Regions from separate parts of the Homo sapiens genome. Here region 1 is linked to region 2. The links are chromatin loops, found by intact Hi-C in ENCODE. Cell type or tissue: IMR-90. All regions are shown on one strand. Each heading gives the region's core, and the rest is flanking DNA. Links, peaks and the distances in the headings are about the cores only.

Region 1 (2,914 bases), core at 192-2,691, 73 kb before region 2:
GATTAATGGTAGAGGAAAGAATAAATGAAATCAGATAAAAGAGACCTTCACACACTTAAGAAAATTATCTTCATCACAAACAATCAATGCCTTGGGGATCTATGGAACAGCATGCTTCAATGGGCTGTATTTCAAATTCTCTGAGACTTTATGCATTACTTTATTAACTCAAAAAACATTTGAGGAGACACTACTATGAAACAGGTCCTGCATGCACACTGAGAAATCAGAGGTGAGTAAGATACAGTATAGCTGTCAGGGGCTCAGAGATTAGGGGACAAAGACAGGTACAGAAAAATCACATACAGTGTAAGTGGCAAGGAGCAGTGGGGACACAAAGGAAGAATTGACTCTATCTGGAAAAAGAAAGAAGGATATTCTTATTCCAGGGTGAAAAAGAAATTCATATCTTTAAAATTAACAAAAAAGCCATAAATTTTCAAATTTGCTGTTGACATGGGAAGACTATCACTTTGAAGGTTGATACTTTTGGTGCTATTTTTAATGTTAAATTTAATATTTATGACAAGGAATGTATCCTGATATATACTGATTTGGGCTGTGATATGGTATGGCTCTGTGTCCCCACCCAAATCTCATCTTGAATTGTAATCCCTACCTGTCAAGGGAGGGACCTGTAATCCCCATGTGTGGAGGGAGAGAAGTGGTTGGATTATGGGGGCAGTTCCCCACATGCTGTTCTCAAGATAGTGAGCTAATTCTCACGAGATCTGATGGCTTTATAAATGGTAGTTTTTCCTGTGCTGACACATGCTGTCTCTCATCTGCCACCGTGTAAGATCTGCCTCTTCCCCTTCTGCCATGATTATAAGTTTCCTGGGACCTCCCCAGCCATACAGAACTATGAGTCAATTAAGCCTCTTTCCTTCATAAATTACCCAGTCTTGGGTATCTCTTTATAGCAGTGTGAAAATGGACTAATACAGTAAATTGGTACCGGGAGTGGGGCATTGCTATAAAGATACTCGAAAATGTGGAAGTGACTTTGGAACTGGGTAATGGGCAGAGATTGGAAGAGTTTGGAGAGCTCAGAAGAATATAGGAAGATGTAGGAAAGTTTGGCCCTTCCTAAAGATTTGTTGAATGGTGTTGGCCAAAATGCTGATAGTCCTGTGGATAATGAAATCCAGGATGAGATGGGCTCACATGGAGATGAGGAATTTATTGCAAACTGCAGCAAAGGTCACAATCACTTTCTCACCTGCTGTCATGTAAGATATGCCTGCTTCCCCTTCTGCCATGATTGTAAGTTTTCTGAAGCTTCCCCAGCCATGTGGAACTATGAGTCACTTAAACCTCTTTCCAGTATAAATTATCCAATCTCAGGTATTTCTTTTTAGGAGTGTGAAAACAGAATAATACAGGTTGGCAAACAATTAAAAGATTGACACCCCATATCTGATCACAATTTTTCAGAGGAGTTCATTTTACAATTTGTGCAATCTCAACATTGGTCGAGAAGATAAGGAAAGACATGGGAAACAAGGCTAATTTTGCTCTGCTCAAAGCTGATTAGAATGATGAGTTTAGCTGCCTTTATCAGAACTGTCACTCTGATAAGCATGATATTGAAGGTTTTGTGACAGTTATGATAATAGGTGGAAGGTATTGCCTGACTCACTTTACTTCAACAAAGTAGAATATATGTATATATGTAAATAAAATATTAGAATAAAAGGGGAGAAGTACCATGAAAAGCATATAAATAAATTAGAAACTATTCAGCACAAGGAACAAAAAGACAAGAAACATGTTAACTTTGAATATTCATTATTGTGAATTATTATAAGGGGAGATGAATGAATATCCTTCCTGAACATAAGGTAACTCCAACTGAAGCATAAGAAGTTAAAAGTAGTAAAGGAAAATGCTTACCTAAAGAGGGTTACTCTGCTCCATAGAATTCCCTTTGAAGTTTTAGGATCAATTTTACTAATGAACAATGAGTTAGGAATAAGCCTGTCTGAAGACAGAGTTGGAAGCAGAGACTTCAAGAGCCCTCCCAGCCCTCATTTCAGGGTTGTATTTCATCAGCCTCTCTCTCCTAACACAAAATACAATGTGGATGTTCCTGGACAGTGAGTGGCCCACTATGTGGTCATTCAGAAACCCAGGCTTCTTCCATTTTGTGGCTCCACCATCATCTAGAGCCTCAGAATTCTTTTCTGAATCTTCTGCATCCAGCCAGCAGAGAGGATAGAAGATCATATGAGCCAACCAACATTGAAATGGCAAATGTCAATTAGGTAGGCCTGCCATCTTCCACTGGCAAAACTCTGTCATACAGCCACATCTACCCAAAATAGTGTCTTGGAAATATAGTCCATCTACGTGTCCAGAAGGCAGAGAGAACAGGGTTTGGTGAATACAATGTAGTCTTTACCACAGTTCAACAAATAGTTGCTGAAAGCATGTGATGTGTGCATCCAGCTGGGACCCAATAACAAGGCAGACTCCCTGCCTTTGAGGCACAAGTGAACAATTTCACAACAGTATAGTAGGAACAAGGGGCATAACAAGCACAGGATATGTGGAAACTTAGAGGACAATACTTAGCCCAGCCTGGAGAAGTCTTGGAAGGCTTCCTGGTAGAGGAAACACTTGTGCTGAGCCTTGAGGATAGGTAGAAAAGTGGGAGAAAGAAGGAAATGTATTTTAGACAGAAGCAACAATTGGGATAAAAAGTGTAGAAGAGAACTATAAGCAATTTGATATTATCAGAACGTAAAGGAATGAGCAAGGAGGGGCAGGTGATGGAGCTGCAGCAGCCTTCTATGGAGAGCCCAGTATGTTATCTAGAGGTATTTGGACATTTTAAATAGGCAATGGGGAAAAAATGGGAGATTTAAAAGAGAGATTGGTATATGAGTAGCCATGCATTTAATAGAGGTCC
Region 2 (2,847 bases), core at 348-2,847:
CGCAAGAAGCCTGACGCCAAAGCCTGAAACCATCACTGTGAGCATCGACGGCACTAAGCTAGATTCTAAGTATGTAAGACCAGGGGAGAGATAAACAAAATACTGCAAGAGATACATATTTATTTTTTAAAAAAAAGGAGGGGAGAGGGGAGGCTGAGGCTGAGGCTGAGGCTTTCCCCCAACCTGGGGCAGGGCAGGGAGCAACAAAATGGTCTGTAGGAACTGAAGAATGATGCTTCACCCAAAAGGAGACTTAACTTCTAGTCTCAAAGATTGATTGCCAGCCAAGGAGGAAGAAGGGCATTCCAAAAAGTCAGGACCTAGAATACCAAAAGAATAGTGGGTTGGGGGAATGTCAGGAACATTGACGAAGTGGCATAAGGTGAGGCCAGTTGTGAAGAGCCATGTGTACAAGGTCGGGGGTTACATTTTATTCTGTAAAGACAGTGATTTTCAAACTTTAACATGCAGAGGAATTACCTTCAGTGCTTGTAAAACACCTGCAGATTCCCAATTCCCATCCCTTCTGCTAGCAATAGGGGACCAACAAGGGTGCTAAGGCAATATAGCCGCATGACCTGCTGTGGATTTGGCAACAGAATTCTGGCACTGGAATGGAGGGAAAGACTGGGACAGAGACTGGTATAATCAGCCAAACTAGAGCAGATAAAAGGATGAGAGCTGGAAATAATGGCACTCTTCATGAAGTGAAACATTAAACCTGGGCTTCTCAACCTCAGCACTATTAACATTTTAGGCTAGATAATTCTTAAATCTTGGAAGCGGAGTGGGGGAGGGGGGAGATGTCTTGTGCAATACAGGATGTGGCAGCATCCCTGGCCTCTACCCACCAGATGAATAAGATCCTCTTCTACTTACATGATGACAGCCAAATATGTCTCCAGACATTGCTGGATGTCACTTGGGAAGTAAAATCAAAATTCCGTTGAAAACCATTACTTTAAGCCCTAGCATCCCTGCTTTACAGATGAGGAAATCCAGCTACAGAAAGGTACAGGAAGGCCCCAGCCAGGATTCAAGCTGGTGGTCTCACTCCAGGGCCCGGGCTCTTAGCCACTGCGCTTGACTGCCTTTATGGAAAGGAGATTCAAGCCAGCCTTCTGAACAGTATTACACATTTCGTGACAGACTGGATGACAAGAAGGGGATGAATTAATAAGATTCAAAGGTGAAACCTCAGTGCTTGCCGCTGAACTCAGAGGACAGTAGATAATAAGTAGTTTGGGTTTGAATATAATCAAGGTATATTAGGTCAAAACGGAAAAAGCCTGGTCCCTTGTACTATGAGAAAGGAGGTGGGGGGGGGGCGGGGGAGTTGGGGGGACGGTTCTTGCTCAGACTAAAAAGAAGAATCTTCTGTAGGGCTGGACTTGAAGTGTATGTGTGGTATAGACCAGCTAGGACCCAAATCCTGGCTGGGCCCTTTCCTAGCTAGCTGTGTGGCCCCATCTCATTTTGCCCGTTTGTAAAATAGGGGTAAGAGTCCCTACACACAGGCTTGTTATGAGAACTCAGGCAGTTAATAAGAACAACATGGCAAGCCAGCACGATGTGGTTGGCACTCCTCTCCTTCCAGGACATCCTCATTTCCTCCATGTCCCAACGCGCTCCGTACTGCGTGCCAACACCTCCCCTTACCCCTCAATAGTAGGGGTGGGGACCCCCACGCAGACCTCCCAGATAGAGCAGCGTGGACTGTCTGCGCGCCCCTCTCCAAAAGCAAAGCGTCCCACTGGGACTTTAGGGGGCGCCAACAGCCTTTCACTCCCTGATGCACTCGGCTTTCGGGGTCCTGGGGGTCGCCAAATGCGCGCGGCGAGTTGGCTGCCTCCGAAACAAACCAGGTAAATAGTCCACGGTGCAGCACGTACATTTCTGGCAGGTCCGCCCCGCGCAGGCTTGGGATAGAAGCCAGTCAGGCTCAGCCCAGCTCCCAGAGGCACAGGAGAGAAGCGCTAGATTTGGGAACGACCTGCTTTCCGAAGCTGGGCTGCAGAGGCAGGGAGTTGAGAGTTGTTCTATCCAGAAAGAAGCAGGGGGGGCGAGAGAAGAAACAGGAAAGTGGGAGGAAGAGGAGGCAAAAAAGAAAGCGCTGGGAAGCAGAGTTCCCTGTGGGACCCAGCCTACAACACCTGGGCAGGGACTTGGGAACAAAGCAGCTGCTTCAGGTCAGAAGTGCTCTGGGTGTTTCCGAAAAGAGGGCGCTTCGGAGAAGCCGGAGCCCGCTGGGGATGCCGGGCGCCCCCAGAGTTCAGGGAGCGCTCTCGGGCACCTCTTACCTTTGCTGGGGCCCCGGCGCGCACTTCCGGGGACTGCGCTTGGGGCGCGCGGGGCCGAGCAGGGGGACCCGGAGCTGATCACTGAGGGGCGGACACGACAAAGCGCTGCCCGGGTCTTGGGCCGGCACCAGTACCTCGGAAAGGAATCCCGGCGGAGGGGCCGCCGGGGTCAGGGCTGGCCTGGGGATGTGGGGTCCCGGCCTGGGTGCTCACGGACGGCGGCGCCAAGCCCCGCAGAAGCTGCAGGAGCCCGAGTCAGTGGGAGGAAAAGGTTGTCTCATTTCCTTCGATCTCCCCCCTCCTCCACCCGCTTGGCTCCGGACCTGCCCTCCCTCTCCCCCGCCCCCTTCTGCAAGCCAGCGGCCCATGTGGGCGCCCGCAAGACGCGAAACCTGAACGGCTGCGGCGTGCGGCACCTCCCTCCGCGCCAAGTTAGTTCACGCTCCCAACTCCTGCCTGCCTCCCCGCGCTGCCGACTGTCCGCAGGACCGGGGAGGTTCCCCATCGGCAGTCCCCAACCTATCCCGGTCCTCCAGGCTTTCCCCCT

What was found. Peaks named below come from ENCODE experiments on the same cell type or tissue, not always from the same donor. Only the 100,000 strongest peaks of a DNase experiment are listed, where the experiment ranks them.
Region 1: it touches region 2 in a loop (2.0-fold over the local background); 3 of 110 quality-filtered maps call a loop at or near these places.

The regions. Positions count from the first base shown.
Region 1 is chr2:75,485,925-75,488,838 of GRCh38, forward strand. No RefSeq gene overlaps it. Among named protein-coding and RNA genes, the nearest start is that of EVA1A-AS, 37 kb to the right of the region's middle. In IMR-90, for the core only: no CTCF peak of the experiment used is centred there; no DNase peak of the experiment used is centred there.
Region 2 is chr2:75,558,380-75,561,226 of GRCh38, forward strand. EVA1A (eva-1 homolog A, regulator of programmed cell death) reads right to left here and starts at 2,560. Exons shown (of 4, transcript NM_001135032.2): 1 at 2,301-2,560. RefSeq lists a silencer at 2,510-2,569. In IMR-90, for the core only: a CTCF peak has its summit at 1,770; a DNase peak (open chromatin) is centred at 2,792; H3K4me3 peaks cover 1,498 bases; H3K27ac peaks cover 1,693 bases.